Linked DNA regions of Homo sapiens: region 2 is linked to region 1. A link is an interaction called in ENCODE POLR2A ChIA-PET data of the cell type or tissue named here. Cell type or tissue: GM12878. All regions are shown on one strand. Each heading gives the region's core, and the rest is flanking DNA. Links, peaks and the distances in the headings are about the cores only.

Region 1 (4,841 bases), core at 482-4,481:
AATAATTAATTTTAATTGCTTTTCACCTTGGTTACGTGATCCCCCAACTCCATGGAAATGATATAACCTTGTAAAAAATAAAAAATAATAATAAAAATCTTGACATGAGCTTCTTAAAGAAACAGACGTGAGATTTGACTTTAGCATTCAGTAACCAAAGGTATAAGATACCCAAAACAAAGGAAATGTGGTGCTTTCACTGCTTGTTTTTAGTGCTGCCACTTCTCTCCCAAGGAATGTCGCTGCCTTAAACTCTGTTCTGTGGCAGATACTTCCTGCCCCTATACATCACCTTCAGATGTACTATATGATCAAGATCTTTACCATCTGGCCACTCCTCTAGCTCTAGTGTTCCAAATGGCTTACATTTTTAATGGTTCTTTGTGATCTCCCTGATATAGAAATACAGGTATGCAAGGACATGTGCACTCATAAAGAGTCTATCTTCCTTCTTTGCATTCCTGTGTGCTTTAGCCAGAAGAGATGTTTTAGGATGGTGGTACAGTGAGAAATTTATGAAACAAGGGCCACTGGGCCACCAAGATGACTATTTATGGTTAAGTGGAATCCAAAAGGATGATATGGGGTATCTCTTTCTTTACAAGTAGTAGCCACTGCCATTGAACAAATATTTAAATAATACAAACAATTGTTAATAATTATTTAGCTCCTCTTAAATGAGTCACGTGTCCCCTTTCCATGTATAAAAACCGTATTTATACTTTGTGTTTCCCTTGTGCTACTCAAAAGATCACAATAAAAACATTCTCTTGAAAAATTTACTTAGTTTATTTCACTGACTTAAAAAAAATTTTTTTTTACTGCATTTTATGCTAGATTCACACATTTCACATGGTGGTTGAACATATAAGGAAAGATATATTTTTACCACGGCTTGATAACATTTCTTCAAGATGCTATCCTCACAACAGATTATATTTATTCAGAAAATTTGAAGTGATCTATTTGAAATTACCTCTAGTAGTTTGTTAAAATGTAACAGATCCATTTATAGACTTTTAAAAGATGGAATTTTTATAAAGGTACAGTTGTTTGTTTGTTTTTTAGACAAAGTCTTGTTCTGTCACCAGGCTGGAGTGCAATGGCACGATCTTGGCTCACTGTAATCTCCACCTCCTGGGTTCAAGCGATTCTCCTGCTTCAGCCTTCCGAGTAGCTGGGATTACAGGCGTGTGCCACCACACCCAGCTAATTTTTGTAAAGATGGGATTTCACCATGTTGGCCAGGATGGTCTTGATCTCCTGACCCATTGATCCACCCACCTCAGCCTCTCAAAGTGCTGGGATTACAGGCGTGAGCCAACACGCCTGGCCAAAGGTACAGTTATATGTGAGTTATACAATAGATTCCCAATAGGGTAAGACCCTGGGGGAGTAACATCACTAGAATCCGATGTGTCCATCTCAAATAGTTTTTTACTGAATTGATTATGTCTCAATAATATTTTGGAATCTTGATAAAAACTTACTTGGCTAAAGTATACCATTAATATAAATAAACAATATAAATATAATATAAATAATATAAATAAACAATGGTATTTACCATATTACCTTTACCATGTGTATTTGTATCCAAAACACACTCATTTATACCATATCAAGGCATAGCAACTCCAGTTTGTTTGAAGAACATTACTTGATAAACAGCAACGAAGACAGAAGAGTTGATGGAAATTCTGATATTACTACCACCTCCTTTCCCTACTATTGCCCTTGTAAAACACAGAAATAGTTTGTTCATGTGACCAAATTGAAGTCTTCTTTCACTCAGGAATATAGAATATCCAACATGCGTTGTGGTGCTTTAAAGATGGTCAAAATTCTTTGACATTATCTCATCAAGAGGTGGTGTCAATGTCCTTCTTTCCCAGAATCTGGGTGGGCTCAGAGACTGCTTTGACCAATAAAGCATAGTGGAAGTAAAACTGTGCCAGTGTCTCGGGCTCAGGCTGAAAGAGACTGGCAGCTTTCACTTCCTGTCTTTTGAAAGTCTCTTGAACTTCGGACCTGGGGGAAGCCAGCTGCCGAGTGAGAAGTCTGACTATCCGGAGATGGCGGTGAGTATAGAGAATTTCTGCTAGGTCTCCTGTGTTTCAGCCATCCCAGCCCAGGCACCACGACACATTATCAAAGGACTATCTTGGACCTTCTCATCCCAGCAAACATCCAATGGAGAAGAATGAAGACTCCAGGCATATGATCCCACTCTAGCCATCCCAGGAGCCCCCAGCTATCCAAACAACTACAGCTGTGGCCAAAAACATCGTGTATCAGGGACAAACTCTCTGCTTATGGCTGCTCTAATCCTTGACCTACAGAATCATGAAATTTGTGGATACGGTCATGATCTTGATTTTGGCGATGGTTTCACAGGTGTGTACCTATGTATGCTTATCAAAGTGTGCACTTTAAAATGTGCAGTTTATTATATGTCAATTATATATAAAGCTGTTCAAAAATTTAAAAATAATTGTTGTTTTATACGACTGAGTTTTCAGGTGGTTTGTAATATGACAATAGATAACCTGAACATGCACTTCCTATGTTTTATGTTTATTTCTTCCTGATATTTATTAAAATAAAAATATTATTAAAATACAAACTTGGCATATAAAACTTTACTAGGTATATTAAGTACTTTTTTTACAAAATTCAATTTGTTTTTATTAAATGTCTATAATCTAGACTATAGATTATACAGTCTAGATTATAATCTAATCTATTATATAGATATAATAGATTAAATGAGTTGGCTTTAAAAAATCACATTATGGATTATTATTGATAATATTAGTATTGTTTTTTACTGAAGTGAATTTCTTACCAGAACAGATTCTAGGCATTTGCACATTCACTCTTAAGTTTCTAGATCCAAGTCCATTCCCTAGAACATATTAGATATTCAATAGGTGTTTGGTAAAAATATAAATGAAATATGGAATAAAATCTAAACCTTTTCTTTTGTTTTAATATCTTTATCTAGTATATCTTAGTTTAAATGTATTGCAAATGATTTCAGGACACCAGTGTCTACCTGAGCTAGATTGCTCTCAAGTTTTAGTTTAATATTCAACCAAAAACGCACATTATAAAACAATGTACCTTCTTTTACAAAAAGTTTGCATGTGATGGAGCCAGGTCCCTTTGAGTCCAGCACCTAAGTGTCTAATCACTAATTCATCCTCGTGACCCCAACAGGAAATAGCATGACCTCAAGTCTAACTGACAGGAATGAGACCTACAGAAGAACAAAAAAGGAAGAAAAGTTAATAATCTTTTTTCTGTCCATTTTCTTCTTTATTGTAGGTCAGATGTACGTGATGGTTACCATTATAACTACATACTATGAAAGATTAATCAGTGGAAAAAAACAAGTTAAAGACACACAAAAAACTTCAGAGAATCAACTTCTGGTCAAAAAAGCCCTCCTTTAGCCAACTCTAAACCTCATTCAACCAATATTCTCTATAGTCTTAGAAAGCATTCAGAAGACATAATATTTTTTAAGGACTTCAAGCAGCAAATGGCAGAAGTGACAAGAATTGAAAATAGAGGAAAATTTTGTTTTGTTTAAAGAATTCTAATTTTAATAATGGGAAGTATGCATCCATATTTATGCCAGATTCATATATATGAAATATATATATATATATATATATATATATTTCATGTAAATGTACTTTTGCTAATGAAATAGGAATTCAGGACAATAAGAAGGTCTAGAGGAAGCACCCTTTATGAGTAATTGGTTTCAATGTTCGTATTCTTGATCTAAACAATAAAAAATCAAAACTGCATTTTCTCAATGAATATGTTTTTCTCTGTTTTAAGTCTCAAGAAGTTATGGTAGAAATGCTTTACAGAAAATATTTTTCAAGCCCGGCATGGTGGCTCATGCCTGTAATCCCAGCACTTTGGGAGACTGAGGCAGGCAGATCACTTGAGGTCAGGAGTTCAAGACCAGCCTTTCCAACATGGTGAGAACTTGTCTCTACTAAAAATAAAAAAAAAAATTAGCCTGGCATGGTGATGCACACCTGTAATCCCAGCTACTTGGGAGGCCGAGGCACGAGAATCACTTGAACCCAGGAGGTGGAGGTTGCAGTGGGCTGAGATGGCACCACTGCACTACAGCCTGGGTGACAGAGCAAGTAAGACTCTGTCTCAAGGAAAAAAAAATCTTTTTCATATGATAATACTACAGCTAGAAAGCTAGAATTCTTTCTTACTGATTGTTATATTAAGTCCTTCCTGTTCACTAAACATTACTAAGCATGAAAAAAATCTTTGTGCTGTGGTAAGAATGCTGAAAAATGTATAATTCAAATCCAGATATATGAATAACAACTTCTCACTATAGTTTGGAAAATAAACTAGTATTGGTATATTTTTTGTTTGTTTTAAATAAACTCATCACTGGAGTTCTAGTAAATTTTGCTTCTAGACCATGTGAAAATTTTAAATTAGAAGCTATATAGCAACTAATTTTTTAAATTAACATAAAAATTCTCATTTAAAATGTTCTGAAAATTTTTAAACATATGCAGTTGCTGTAATTTAATACATTCCTCTGTCTTCTACTGTCACTTAATACATTTCTCTGTCTTTTCTGTATCCCTTGTTTCCCGGCAGTAACTCATGCTTTCAAAATATCAGGAAGCAAATGAGAAAAGGAAAAAAAGACATTCATTGTATATGGTAAGCCAAGTAATGAACTAGCTAGATAGTACCTCAGACACTGGAGGAAAATGGCATTGTTAACATAATTGTTTTTCCAGTTAATAATTAATATTGTATAATCTGACCTTAATCTATAG
Region 2 (4,841 bases), core at 590-4,589, 200 kb after region 1:
AGAAAAGTTCTTCTGCAACTATTTTTGAATTACCAGGACAAGAATTCCAGGCATATCCAGGCCATCCTTAAAAGCCTAATTCTACTTTATAGTTATGATATTTGCCTATGAGACTAAGCATGACCTTACTTAACTATTAATTCTATCAGAAAGGAGTCTAGTGTCCACGATGATTATTTTCAAGTGGATTACTTTAGAAATTGGGTTTTTATGGATTTTTAGCAGGAAATATACAACCTTTTGTCTGAACCACAAATTATAGCTCTGTATTAATTATCTACTACTATAACAAATCACCCCCAAAACCTTAGAGGTTAAAGCAATAAACATTTATTATTTCAATGGTCTGTGTTGGGAATCCAGGAGTAGCTTCTCTGGGTGATTTTGGCTCCAGGACTCTCACAGCCTGCGACTGAGGTCCTGGCCAGGGCTGCAGTCATCTCAAGCCTCAGCTGGTTAGAGGATCTCCTTTCAAGTTAATTTCTGTAGCTGTTGAGAGGCTTTAGGAGATCTGCTTCCAAGTTCACTGGCATGAGTCTCTCAACAGGGAGGCCTTAAGAAGCACAACTGGCTTCCCCCAGATCCTAGAGAGAGCAAGGGAGAGCCCTGAGACAGAAGCAGCAGACATTCTACAACCTGCTCAGAGAAGTGGCACCCCATTAATTCTACCATATTCTAGAAGCAAGTTTCTAGGTCCAGCCTACACTGAAGGGGATGGACTGCCCAAGGGGTGAATACCAGGAGAGACCAGGGGAGACCATCTTAGGGTCTGCCTACCACAAGCCCCTTATGGAAACCTTCCTGTCTGTAGATATTCTTGTTCACCAAATACAGGTATTTAGGTTCATTCCATTAAATAGTTGATGAGGGCTGGGCACGGTGGCTCAAGCCTGTAATCCCAGCAGTTTGGGAAGCTGACGGGGGTGTATCATTTGAGGCCAGGGGTTTGAGACCAGCCTGGCCAACATGACGAAACCCTGTTTCTACTAAAAATACAAAAAAAATTAGCCAGGTGTGGTGGCATATGCTTGTAATCCTTGCTACTCGGGAGGTTGAGGCATGAGAATCTTTTGAACCCAAGAGCAGAGCCTGCAGTGAGCCAAGATTGTGCCACTGTACTCCAGCCTGGGCAACAAAGCAAGACCCTATCTCGAAAAAAAAAAGTTGGTGAGACTGAAAAAATGCTCTTAGTAATGTAAAGCAGAGCTAACTTGTATTGTTACTAAGCAGACAAAAGTAAACAATGGGAGGTGTGTGTGAGAGACCCAAATTCTGAGAAATTTGCTTTTGAGAACATAAAGATAACAGAGCCAGTTCAATTAAATCAACACTTTTTGATACCTACCGTCTTAGTTCGTTTGGACTGTGATAACAAAATACCTTACACTGTGTAATGTATAAACAATGGAAACTTATTGCTCACAGGCTGGAGGCTGGGAAGTCAAGTATCGGGGTGCCAGCAGATTTCATGTCTGGTGAGGACCCGTTCTTCACAGACAGTGCCTTCCCTGGGTTTTTAAATGGCAAAAAGGGCAAACAAGCTTCCTCAGGCCTCTTTTCTAAGGCAATTTACCCATTCATGAGGGTGAAGCCCTCAGGACCTTTTCACTTCCCAAAAGGCTCCTCCTCTTACATGGAGGATTACATTTTAACATATGAATTTTGAGGAGCACAAACATTCAGACCACACTACAGCTAATTCTATGTGTACTGCAGGCTCTGCCCTATCTGAAGTCTTCTGATCTCCCCTCACAAAAAATGTGCATTGTCTTATTAGGAAAGCAAGGCATATAGGAAATGAAATAATAGTATAAACCTTTACATTAATATAAAGCACTCTTGATAGTATGAAGGCATAGTGCTCTAGAATGTAGCCAGCAAACTTTTACTGATTTTTTTTTTTTTGAGACGCAGTCTCGCTGTTGTTGGCCCGGGCTGGAGTGCAATGGCGTGATGTCGGCTCATTGAAACCTCTGCCTCCCAGGTTCCAGCAATTCTCCTGCCTCAGCATCCTGAGTTGCTGAGGTTACCCGCCACCACACCTGGCTAATTTTTATATTTTTAGTAGAGATGGGATTTCACCATGTTGGCCAGGCTGGTCTTGAACTCCTGACCTCAGGTGATCCACCCTCCTGGGCCTCCCAAAGTGCTGGGATTACAGGCATGAGCGCCCGGCCGTTTTTTTTTTTTTTTAAAGACAGGATCTTGCTCTGTCACCCAGGTTGGGATTCAGTGGTGTGACCACAGCTCACTGCAGCCTTGGCCTCCTGGGCTCAAGTGCTCTTCTCACCTTAGCCTCCCGAGTAGCTAGTACCACATGTGTATACCACCACATGTGTATACCACCATGCCAGGCCAGTTTTTTTTTTTTTTTTTTTTAAGAGATGGGGTCTCACTCCGTTGCCCAAGTTGGTCTTGAACTCCTGGGCTCAAGTGATCCTCCTGCCTCAGCCTCCCAAAGTGCTGGGATTACAGGCATGAGCCACGATGACCAGCCAAACATTTCCTGTAAAAGTGGAAGCCACATAGGATATACTTTTGGTTGTGTGGCCACACATGTTCTCTGTTACATATTATTCAATTTTTTATTCTTGTACAACTTTTTGAAAGTGTAAAAACCATGACAGTGCATGGCCTAGTACTCTTCTGCAGACTACTCTTTAGGTAGCGCAGCTCTAGGAAGTCAGATAGACCCTGAGAAATAGCCATGTGTTGTCTTACAGAGAAGCTCAGACTGAGATGGCATGTGGGTGTGAGCACATGCACACACTTGTGTGTGAAACTGATGTTCTGGAGTCAAGTGCTTATTTAGGGAGTTATTGAAATAAGGTGAGTTAGGTTAAACAGTGAACTCTTTTCAATAAAAAGAGAGGCGCTTGGGTTGGGTGTGGTGGCTCATACCCATAATACTAGCCCTTTGGGAGGCCAAGGCAGGAAGATCTCTTTAGCCCAGGAGTTTGAGACCAGCCTGGGCAATACAATGAGACCCCATCTCAATAACAATTGAAGAAATTGAATTTCTGTTTTTAAAAAGAGAGAGGGGCTGACCTTAAATCTGTAGGCAGTGAGGGGTCACTGTATGTTTTCGAGCAAGGTAGTTATCAATAAGATGAAAACACTGTTGTTTTAGGAATATTAATCAGAGGCAATGCATAGGGTTTCTAGGTTGATTGGTGTCGCATTCTTGGGCATTGGGTGGGTGGATAGTGAGCGAGGACACTGGAAATGTAAAGGGTGGCCATATCATGAAGCTAAGGAGTTATAAAAAGGTTTTTTAAAGTAGAGCCTATCTTGACCCATTAAGATCAATGAAAAGGATTTTAATCCAGGCATAGTGCAATAATGAGGACTTGGACTGGGCTGGCAGCCAGGGCTCTATTCGTGTTGTTTAGTCAGGTCTCGCTTAATAAATAATTAAATGGCTCCAAGTGGTGATAAATGAATACTTCAGACCTGGAGATAGTTGAGTGTCTTGTCTTAGACTGGCTTGCATCTGAGTAATAATGCATATCTGTAAGTTGCATATTATATACATGATAGTGTTTAGGGCTGATAATCTTTATATATCGGCCCCAAAGATATAAAATATTTTTTATATCTTCTGATATTCAAAAGGGCCCCCTGGACAATCCTCTTTTGGTGCTTAGATCTATTATGCAAATGCTATTTTATAACTAGATTTTATCCCTTTGATTAACAGACTGCCTCTTAGACTAGTTAGAATCTATAGGCCTCAAGATATGAACTAGATGATGTAATTTAGTTATGATCCAGAAATTCAAATTTATTTGAAAATGTTTGAAATACAAGATTATGATTGACTTGTGTAATGTAATTTGGAAAAAATGCTCCATAACTTGTGTTTGGAAAACCAGCTCCTTACTCTTCTAATAACCATTACCGAAGTTTCTCGGAGTTCTCTTTTCCAGTCTGTGTGGTACCTAATACACTGGAGCCCACTGGCAACAATGCTCAGACATGGCCTTCCCAGCTCCTCCAGGGGCCCCTCCTTCCACTAGGTTCTCCATCCATCTTTCCTGGATTCATGGGAGCTGTCATTTCCTACTCTTTGCTGGAAAGGGAACAGTCCACTCTCTTTCTCTTCGTCTGAGTTTAAGAGTGCCTGGGCTGGTGCATTAAAGCCAGCTTTTTCTGTGCACACCTGCTGAGTTTTTGCACTCAGCATGACAGCCAATTTGTTTAGAACAGTAGTTCTCAAAGTGTGGTCTCCAGACCAGTAGCATCAACATTACCTGAGGACTTGCGAGTGAGGCAAATTCCGGGGCCCCATACCAGATCAACCAAATCAGAAGCTGTGGGGGTGGGGCTCAGCTATCTGTGTTTTAACAAGCTTTCCTGATGATTTTTATGCCTGCTAGTTTGATCATCACTGAGCTAGAGGAAATCTTCCTTCTGAGTGTTTGAACCTGAGATTTAGTCTTAAACCAGATCTCTGCATTTGTTGTAGCAAGAAAGAAAGCAATGCAATCATAAAGGAGTCAGTTACAAGCAATGTCTAAGAGAGATTGAAAGGATGATTGGGTATAATAATGAGGGAATCTGCTCACTGGGAATTCCTACTCAAAGCTGTTTGGGGATACTTCCAAAATAAGCTTTTGCATGCCATACGGGAATATTTTGCACATTGGAAAAGAATGCGCATCTGATAAGCAATAATGTGTTTACTTATCAACAAACGCAATCTGTGGCTCCCAAGGTGCATGCAGCCAGCTGTAGCTGGTCAGCCTTGCCTGTCTAGGGACACCAAGAGGAGGGGTGCCTGTATCTGGATGGGCTGGCCTGGCAGGAAGCCCTGGGCACACTAGTGGACCCATGTTTGT

Evidence for each region. ChIA-PET counts read pairs that join two places held together with the same protein. Peaks named below come from ENCODE experiments on the same cell type or tissue, not always from the same donor. Only the 100,000 strongest peaks of a DNase experiment are listed, where the experiment ranks them.
Region 2: POLR2A ChIA-PET joins it to region 1 with 7 read pairs; 2 of 35 experiments call an interaction of 5 or more read pairs at or near these places.

What each region holds. Positions count from the first base shown.
Region 1 is chr6:113,870,550-113,875,390 of GRCh38, reverse strand. MROCKI (MARCKS cis regulating lncRNA promoter of cytokines and inflammation) reads left to right here and starts at 2,044. Exons shown (of 3, transcript NR_038863.2): 1 at 2,044-2,397; 2 at 4,657-4,722. LOC124901382 (a long non-coding RNA gene) reads right to left here and starts at 1,986. Exons shown (of 3, transcript XR_007059716.1): 1 at 1,568-1,986. In GM12878, for the core only: a CTCF peak has its summit at 1,864; a DNase peak (open chromatin) is centred at 2,005; H3K4me3 peaks cover 1,283 bases.
Region 2 is chr6:113,672,797-113,677,637 of GRCh38, reverse strand. It overlaps LOC124901381 (a long non-coding RNA gene), which reads right to left. Exons shown (of 2, transcript XR_007059715.1): 2 at 308-584. Among named protein-coding and RNA genes, the nearest start is that of LINC02541, 25 kb to the right of the region's middle. In GM12878, for the core only: no CTCF peak of the experiment used is centred there; no DNase peak of the experiment used is centred there.